Regions from separate parts of the Homo sapiens genome. Here region 1 is linked to region 2. A link is a contact called in ENCODE Hi-C or POLR2A ChIA-PET data. All regions are on one chromosome and are shown on one strand. Each heading gives the region's core, a stretch centred on a gene start or an enhancer-like site at or near the end of the contact. The rest is flanking DNA. Distances are from core to core; before and after follow the strand shown. Region 1 overlaps PGBD5 (piggyBac transposable element derived 5). Region 2 overlaps GALNT2 (polypeptide N-acetylgalactosaminyltransferase 2).

Region 1 (4,539 bases), core at 1,772-4,271, 220 kb after region 2:
CTGTATAAAGTATGGGAGGATCGGTATCCTCAATATCTCACTATGTCTGAAATGCCCAGCACAGAGCAGGCACGACAGACATCTACCCCACAAATGCCAGCTGCTTTAGAACAACCTCATAGAACACAGCAAGGTGCCAGTACATAGTAGGTGCTCAGTGAACTGAATGCCAATGTCTTTGTAACAACCTCATGGAATTTAGTAAGGTGCTGAGCACATAGTGGGCGTTCAACAAAGACTTGTTCAATGAATCCCCAAGGAGTGGGACTACCTTTCACACACAGGCTGAGTTTTCCAGAGAGAACCAGGTCCTTGTTTTTCCCTCTTTATCATGAAAAAGGCCAGGAAGTACAGGTTACCCTCAAAGAAGGTTCAGTCAATATCTGATTTTGAGTTAGCCCAACCCTGTTCTAAGTGGTAAGGCTCAATCCCAGTAATTTAATAGTTTCAATGTTCAATAGTCGTCATTTTTTGAGTTCCCATCATGGTGGCTATAATGGCACGAGGTCAGGGGTGGCATCGTGGGTGTCTGGACGTCCGCACATTGTGGATCTTGTCTATGCTGTGTGTAAACTATGCATACTATGTGTATATTGAACATGAGACCACATCTGGTGATCTAAATAGGCATCCATATTTGAGAAAATTAAGGCACCCGTGCTAGAACACATGTGACTTGGGGTAGAAGTGCCCGAGCTGATGCCCAGTGTGTTAGGGGTGTGGGGAAGGAGGACAGCAATTCAGAATAGAGGACTGGGGCAAGCGATGCCAACGGCTGGAGTTTGAGCTCACTGCTGAGGGACAGTTCAGTTCAGTAAGCAAAGGAAAGGGTGCCTCTGGGCACAGGGAATGTGAACCCAGCATTGGGAGAGTGGAGGACACAGAGTACCTGGGCAGAGGACTTCTAGGTAAAGCCATGTGTGCACAGGCGAGGCCCAGAAGCCCAGGCTGAGGGCAGGATCTTACCTCCCAGGGTCTTCATCCTGCAGTTCTTACACTGGGGAAACTAGTGATCATCTGCCATTACATCTCTTCCGAGACGGCACAACTATGAGAGCCCTTCTGTCATGGAGGTGCCCAGCCACTTACTTGCTGTATTTGTCATCGTATCTGCAGATGTAGCTCAGGTGAGCGGCAAACGCCTCCACGGCCAAGGGGCATGGGATCTCCCCACTCTTCCTTTTGATGATGACTCCTGAAGGCGAGAGACAAGATAAGCCCCTTCCTCAGCACCTCCTCCTAATGCCACTTTATAAATGTGCCTATCTTCGTCCAGCTTAGCTGCTCCCAACTTAATAATGAGCAGAGGAGGAGGAGGGGAGGGAAGAGTTGAAGAAGAACAATCAGCACCAACCACCAGGTGCTTCAGAGGGATTGAGGAAAGCATCAGTCAGGTGAGTGCCATGGTATGCGCTGGCCCAGACACAGCACCCCAAGTCATGGGGTTTACAGGCCTCTAGGATCCTGGCAGGCCTGAAGGGGCTCTAAGCAGCATGGGGAAGGGTGCTGCATCCGACTGGGCCTTGAAAGAGTGAAAGCGGAGACAGGGCTCACTCCTCCCTCCCTCCCCCTTCTGCCAGGCTGGGTGAGGGATGCTAGGAAGAAGAGGTGGTGGCTGAGGTCAGACAGCACCATGGAGCCCTTTCCACCTGCCTTCATCAAAGCCAAGGGGTGTCGGCAACTCGTCACCCCACACAGGGTGACTGCAGAGTCACCCCGCACAGAGCACTAGACCTCACTCCTCCCATCTAGGCTGTGGTTTTGCATCCTTTAATAAATCCCCCGATAAGTGTGTGAGATGATGGATATGCTAATTACCCTGATCTGATCTCCATACATTATATGTAGCAGAACATCACTATGTGCCCCGTGAAAATGTGTAATTATTGTTTGTCAATTTAAAAAAGCAAAAGGAGGCTGCGCACGGTGGCTCACGCCTGTAACCCCAGCACTTTGGGAGGCCAAGGCGGGGGGATCACCTGAGGTCAGTAGTTTGAGATTAGCCTGGCCAACATGGCAAAACCCCATCTCTACTAAAAATACAAAAGTTAGCTGGGCACGGTGGCAGGCGCCTGTAATTCCAGCTACTCAGGAGCCTGAGGCAGGAGAATCACTTGAAACTGGGAGGCCGAGGTTGCGGTTTGCTGAGATCGCTGCCATTGTATTCCAGCCTGGGTGACAAGAGCGAAACTCCATCTCAAAATGAAATAAAAAATAAAAAAGCAAAAGGGTGGAATTATTATCATTATTTTTTTAGATATGAGGTCTTGCTCTGTCACTCAGGCTGAAGTGCAGTGTCATGATCATAGCTCACTGCAGCCTAAAATTCCTGGGCTCAAGGGATACTCCCACCTCAGCCACCCAAGGAGCTGGGATCACAGGTACATGCCACCATGCCCAGCTAATTAAAACAATTTTTTAAAACAGAGACTCACCATGTTGCCTAGGTCTCACCATGTTGCCTAGGCTGGTCTCAAACTCCTGGCCTTATGTGATCCTCTACCTGGGCCTCCCAAAACTCTGGGATTACATGTGCGAGCCTCCACGCGCAGCCAAAAGGAATTAGAGGCTCAGAAGAAGGAGGAGGTTGTCCTTTTCAACCCTCCCATCCCCCAGCTCCGTCCTTTCATGCCTCCTCGAACTTTGGGGGCCCTACACCCTCAAACACCTTTTCCTCTACTAAGTACAACTGGGAATGCATCCCAGGGGCACCGCAAAGGTCATGGCAAGATGAACAAATCCTACCAGCAGGGCCTGAGAAGCACACGGAGACCCATGAGCCCTCCTTGCCCCGCTGCCAAGCCACTGCTGGTCATTCTGGCTTCCCAGGCCTGCCCTATGCGCCACCCACCGCAGACAACACGGAAGATGAGACGGACGCCTTCTTCCTAACAGCCGCGGCCATTCGAGAGTGGCTGGAGTTGACCTACTGTTTCCTTGAACTGGCCTTCCCTCACAGCAGCAAGGGACTATGGGCACAGTGCCATTTTTCTGTATTTTTTTTTTTAAGGCATTGGCTCACAGGATTGTGAAATTTCAGCAATACTTAAATGGACAAGGTCAAAGTCAAACGGGCATGTCCTTTGCAGGTCCACAGGAGCTTCATCTGGGGCCAGCCCCCTCCCACCCCCACAACTCTCACTGAGGGACCGTGGCTGAGGAGACCAGGGTCGCGCAGATCTGCTTACATACACTGAGCCGGACTCTTTCCTTCTTTCCTCAGAAACAGCAGCATTTCGCATGGAAGAAACACTGGCCAGCTTGTGGGAAATTGAGCTGCCAAGGCCTGCCCTAGAGACGCAGGACCGGGGAAGGGGCCCTGGCAATGAGTTTCCTAAAGCTATCCAAGGGCCAGAAAACCATGGCGGCCCCCACACTGGAGCTTCCTCCTGGCCGGAAGACTATGGCCTCCTTCACTTGCTTATGGAGCCCCTCCTCCTGAGAGATGTTCTGCTGTCGGGAGCCTGCAGAGGGGGCGTTCTCCAGGGCTCAGCGCACCAGGCGCCAGGGAGGGCGTGCGGGCCTGCAGTGCCCAAGGACTGCCGTCTCTCTCCAACGCCCCTCCTGAGGATTCCTGTCCCCGGCCCCTTATCTCAGCTGCCTCTGCCTCCAAGACCGAGTAGGAGTAACCCCTTGTCACACTTGGGGCCACAGCATGTGGCCCGTGCAGGTCTCCCATCTCCAGCTATGTTTTGATTTGCCTGACCTCCAATGACAACCTTCTCTGGGTCACAGGAGGCTCTGGCCTCTGTAGGGTTCCACTTGGATGTGAGCAGGTGAGACCATCCCTATAAAGAAATGCAAATCCCCTTAGTTCTTTTCCCGGAACTCAGGATGCCCCGCTCTGAGTCATTAGTGTCTCCGGTGAGTCATGGCCGCTCTCCGAAGATCTCGGGGTTTCCCATAGACCCGTCCCCATAGCCACCGACCTTGCAGCTTTTCACCTCCTGATTTCAGCCCAATAAGAGCAGAGGCTCCTGGACTGTCACTGTCCCAATCTACCTCACCACGGGACATGGGAGACCTTCTTTAACTCTTCATTTCTTTCCCATTCTTTTTCATAATTTTAAATTTAACATGGGGGTTTCAGCTTGAAACTGAGCTGTTTCCACACCAGATCTGCATCCTCTCCTTGAGCATTTCCCCAGTTTATAAACCAGATCACCCTCCTCTCCCTATGATATTTTGGATTCTGAGGTAGTACCCCAGCTGAAAAAGGCAAGGCAGCTGTCCTGTGACATCTTCTGATTGCTAACATTGGCAATATTAGCAAGAGGGAATCTGATAGTGACTGTCTTGACTGAGTGAATCACTGAGAATGGCGTGTATGTCATGCACAGATTCGTGGTGGACGCTGTATTCAGAGCTATATGGATCTGCACACATGTCTATCTTCTCCATGTCTGTCTCTGTGATGTTCAAGATCGACATGGCCCTGTCTTCCCATTCTAACAGTTGTTCTGTCTTAGCACCTTCCTCGGCTGTTAGTGGCTTGACTGACATTCCTGCTACCTTTCTGCAAATTTAAGTGAATGAATC
Region 2 (4,172 bases), core at 365-2,864:
CGGCTGGCCCGTCATTACTGGTCTTTGCAGGAAGCCACTCTGAAGGCACCTGGGCCCTTGCCAGGCTGAGTCACAGCTGACTTAGGGAAATGCCACACAGGACGCTTGCAGTCCCCCCGTTCTAAGCGTAGGTTTTGCAACTGCATACTCGGAAAATGAATCAGAGTGGGGGAAAGTGTCAGAGAAACAGCAGAAATGGAATGTAGGCAGGAGGGCCACAGTGGCGCTGTGGATTCAGACCACACCTTCGGCTCTGTTTGGGGCCCTTCCTGTAAGGAGCGTACTGATGCCAGAGGCTGGGGGTGTGGAAGGGAAGCTGCTGTGCTGTTAGATCCATTCTGCTATTTAGCCAGCCTTCCTTTTCCCAGCTGGCACAGACAGGATGTGTTAGAGAGGTGCTCAGACCTCCTTTCAGAGCAACTGAATCATTCTCCAGGAGGGACAGGGAGTCTGAAATGCAAACAGGTTCCCAGGGTTATTGAAGAGCAGCCAAACTGAACACCCACTGCTCTGTGGACTCAAGCTGGTTTTAGACATTGTTTGGTCAGGACCAGAGCCGAGCTCTGGGGCCCACTGGGGGCTCTTGTCGCACCATATCATTGATTCTACAATGCACATTTCCCCCGCCTCTCATGTTTTAACATGTCTGAAATCAGGATGCATCTTCCATGGATGGTGTTTCAGGGTTTCATTGATCGTGTTTTTCTTCCTGAGTGGCACACAAAATTAATGGTGCTCCCTAGAGTTGATGGTCCCTGCGGTTCAGTGAACCGTGTTGCTCTTGTGTAAGCTCCTGTGGGAACATAGAGTCTCTGTGTCCCACCTTCTTCCTCGCAGTGGTCAGCACGGATGAGGTGGGAGTTGCATAAATGTCAGCATTCGAAAGTGAGGGCGTCTGTCGGTGCTGTCTCACTGTGGGGCTTCAGAGAACGTGAGCACCTGTGTTTGCATTCTCCATCAAGGTTCATGTCCTGTTGGCTCATAAGCATGATTATATCCATTATACAAACTGGGGCACAGGCACCCAGAGAGAAGTCAAAAGACTTGTTCAAGATGGACAACTAGGAAGTGGTGGGGACAGACCAGTCCTGTCTGATGCCAGATCCAGCGCTGTATCTGCCAGTCAGCATGCACACTTTCATCTCTCCAGCCTCTTCCCACTCACCTTTACTCAACATTTCTGGGCCTCCATAGTGATTGTAGTAATTCGGTAAAGATGATTCATTTCTTTAGTCCGGTCTTCGGACTTGACTTCTTAGAAGCAGGTCTTGTGCAATAGTTGCATATTAACCACTTGGTGACACAGTGCATGAGGGTATGCCAACTCTTTTTGCTCATGGCCGTGCAGTGCAGAATTTCCAGGCATTGTCCGCTCTGTTTCCTGGACTTCGGAGTGATAGCAAAGTTTTGTATTCCCTGATCAGCTGTGTATCTCTGAGCAGCAAGTTGATCTCTCTGTATAAGGGTGACTGTGCCCATGGAGGATGGCATGCAATTGCCTAAAGATTTCAGTCTGAGAATCTGAGAAACGATACTGAATGGAGATGACAGGCTTAGTGCCTGCTTCCAGGAGCCATGCCTCCTCCTGGCCTGGAATGAATACCTAAACACCTGAGGCTCTGAGTTCCGGCAGTGTGCTGAAACTGCTGTTGGTCTGGCCCACTGACCCGGAAACCCAGCCACCTGAGGTTGTGACTTTAGGGCTTCTAGTTTTGTATTTAGCTTTAATTCCATCTGTGAGGCAGTGGAGACTGTTCATTTTATTTTACATCAAAGGCTTTTGGAGGTTGAGATGGGAACAGGATGATAGAACAGTAATGCATAATTATGGAGCATTTGCTGTATGGCAGGCATTCGTAAGAGTGCATTTGTTGATATTATTGTTTGGCCTCTCCTGTCATTAGCCCTAAGCAGCTACACTTGCTAAGCTCTGTGCTAAGGCTGCAGTAAGCAGGCAGGCAGTGCGTGCTGGTGAGCTTGGGCAGTGCTGGAGTGTGTCTTGCCCAGTGTGGGGATGAACATACACCCTTTCATGCTCACAGGTGCCTTAGCCTGGATGATAATGTTTAAGTTCATTCTGTTTATATGCACCGTGTCATTAAACAATGCTGTGAAAAGGGCACTATTATTTCCCCCATATTTTCAGTGATAAGGCAGAGGCCCATGGGCTCCTTGTAGCAATGGAGGCATTCCTTGAGGATCCAGGCAATCTGACTCCCGAGTCCCGGGGCTGGACAGAAGGAAGCTGGCTCCGAGAGCTAGACTGCAGTGCAGAGGAATTCCACGCTCCGCAGGTGCTGTCTTCAGAAGTTGCATCTCGTCAGCAGGATGAGTGCTTTTGGAATAGACAATCTTAAATGTCATAGTGAGGTGACTTGCAGAGATAAGGAAGGACGCCAGCCTCAGGCACTGACTGATGAATCCAGATGGTGACTTCCTCCTTGCAGGAGAATCAGCCACTTACACAGACTGGGAGGGATTCTACTGAGGGAAAAAATGAATTCGCAGCCAGGGACAGTGGCTCATGCCTGTAATTCCAGCACTTTAGGAGGCTGAGGAGGCAGGAGGATCACTTGAGCCCAGGAGTTCGAGACCAGCCTGGGCAACAGAGCAAGATCCTGTCTCTACAAAAACAGAACAAACCAACAATTAGCCAAGTGTGGTGGCACACACCTGTAGTCCCACCTACTCGGGAGGCTGAGACGGGAGCATTGCTTAAGCCTAGGAGTTTGAGGCTGCAGTGAGCTATGATTGTGCCACTGTACTCCAACCTGGGTGACAGAGCAAGAATGTTAAAAAAAAAAAATTCTCATTTCTTCTCATGGACTTTGTGTGTGTGTGTGTGTGTGTGTGTGTGTGTGTGGTTGGTTGGTTGGTTTAAGCCATGGATTAAAGAAAGGAGAACTATTTCCTGTGACTAAAAGTGGTTTACATATTGGTGCTTTAGCAGGAATTTTGGAGGGTGGCTTAAGTGAATAATTAAAACAGAAATCTTCCTAGACGATGTTTATCACACTCAAGACATTAAAAATTAGAGTCAAGGGACTGCTAAGACTTGGGGTGCTGGTGGGTGAGGCTGCCTTTCAGGGAGGCCATGCTGTGAGTTGAGAATCCTAGGCCACCTTGCCTGCACTGCCAGCTTTGCAGCTGTGGGCACATCTGGATCCCCATTTCTGTGCGGGTGCAGACAGGTGAATGTTACCTGCGTGCATCATAAAATGCTGTGAAAGGGGTCACAGGTATTGCCCAGGCTTGGGCAGACTCATTCATAGGGCTCACTGGCTTGCATGAGAAGGGATGCTGGGCACGGTAAACACAGAAGGAGAAGGCAGGCTCTGCTGCCAGGAGCTTGCACCCTGAGCCACGTGGAACTGGTTTGCCTGTGAAGCAATAGGCACAGTCCTGAAAGAGCACAGTCCTGAAAGAGCACTTCTAATTGGGCATACAAGCAAGCTCATAATAAAGTTCTCCTAGGAAGTTTTCCTCATGTTTTGAAGATGATACACTTAGTCCCTGACTGGGGATGGTTTCGCTTACACTTTTTCAACTTTACGATGGTGTGAAAGTGATACACGTTCAGTACGTTCCTCAATTAACAATGAAGCTATGTCCCGATAAACCCATCATAAGTTGAAAATATCCTAAGTCCATAATGCACTTCTGATATAATGGTATTTTCAACTTACAGTGGCTTTACCAAGATGTGGCGCATTGTAAGTCGAGGAGCATCCATCCCTGATGGGATATATAAGGATGAGATTTATGCACAGATGTTCCTCAGCTTATGATGGGATCATGTCCCAGTAAAGACACTGTAAGTTGGAAACATCTGAAGTCGAAAATGCATTTGATATACCTAAGCTATCAAGCATCATAGCTTAGCCTCACCTGCCTTCATTGTGCTCAGAGCACTTAAACGTTAGCCTGCAATTGGGCAAGTCATATCCAAACAATGCTGACAGCACCGCACACTGTAGGGTATCAGTTGTTTAACTTCGTGACCGTGTGGCTGACTGAGAGCTGTGAATCACTGACATTGCCCGGCATTGTCAGAGACTATCCGACCGCATATCGCTAGCCCAGGATAAGAGCAGAATTCCAGATTTGAAGTACAGTTTCTACTGAAGGCATATTGCTTTCGCACCATCGTGAAGTCAGAATTGTTAAGTCGA

What was found. Hi-C counts contacts between places; a loop is a spot of excess contacts on that map. ChIA-PET counts read pairs that join two places held with the same protein, here RNA polymerase II (POLR2A). Pooled maps may share reads with other maps.
Region 1: a loop to region 2 is called in a pooled map, with 2.3 times the contacts of the local background. The contact joins two enhancer-like sites. A Hi-C loop is called at or near these places in 2 of 168 maps with a recorded cell type or tissue (MCF 10A and endothelial cell of umbilical vein), 3 of 37 single-sample maps with no recorded cell type and 8 of 50 pooled maps. POLR2A ChIA-PET finds 5 or more read pairs at or near these places in 1 of 52 experiments (PC-3).

What each region holds. Positions count from the first base shown.
Region 1 is chr1:230,324,221-230,328,759 of GRCh38, forward strand. It overlaps PGBD5 (piggyBac transposable element derived 5), which reads right to left. Exons shown (of 7, transcript NM_001258311.2): 6 at 1,090-1,195. Among named protein-coding and RNA genes, the nearest start is that of PGBD5, 100 kb to the right of the region's middle. RefSeq lists an enhancer at 3,590-3,709. Within about 2 kb of position 3,022, at least 3 of the 41 ENCODE cell types and tissues checked have a DNase peak (open chromatin) inside an H3K27ac peak, as active enhancers do; they include PC-3, where a contact is called at or near this core.
Region 2 is chr1:230,104,782-230,108,953 of GRCh38, forward strand. All of the region lies in intron 1 of GALNT2 (polypeptide N-acetylgalactosaminyltransferase 2), which reads left to right. Among named protein-coding and RNA genes, the nearest start is that of GALNT2, 40 kb to the left of the region's middle. RefSeq lists enhancers at 1-845, 217-938, 905-974. Within about 2 kb of position 1,615, at least 15 of the 41 ENCODE cell types and tissues checked have a DNase peak (open chromatin) inside an H3K27ac peak, as active enhancers do; they include PC-3, where a contact is called at or near this core.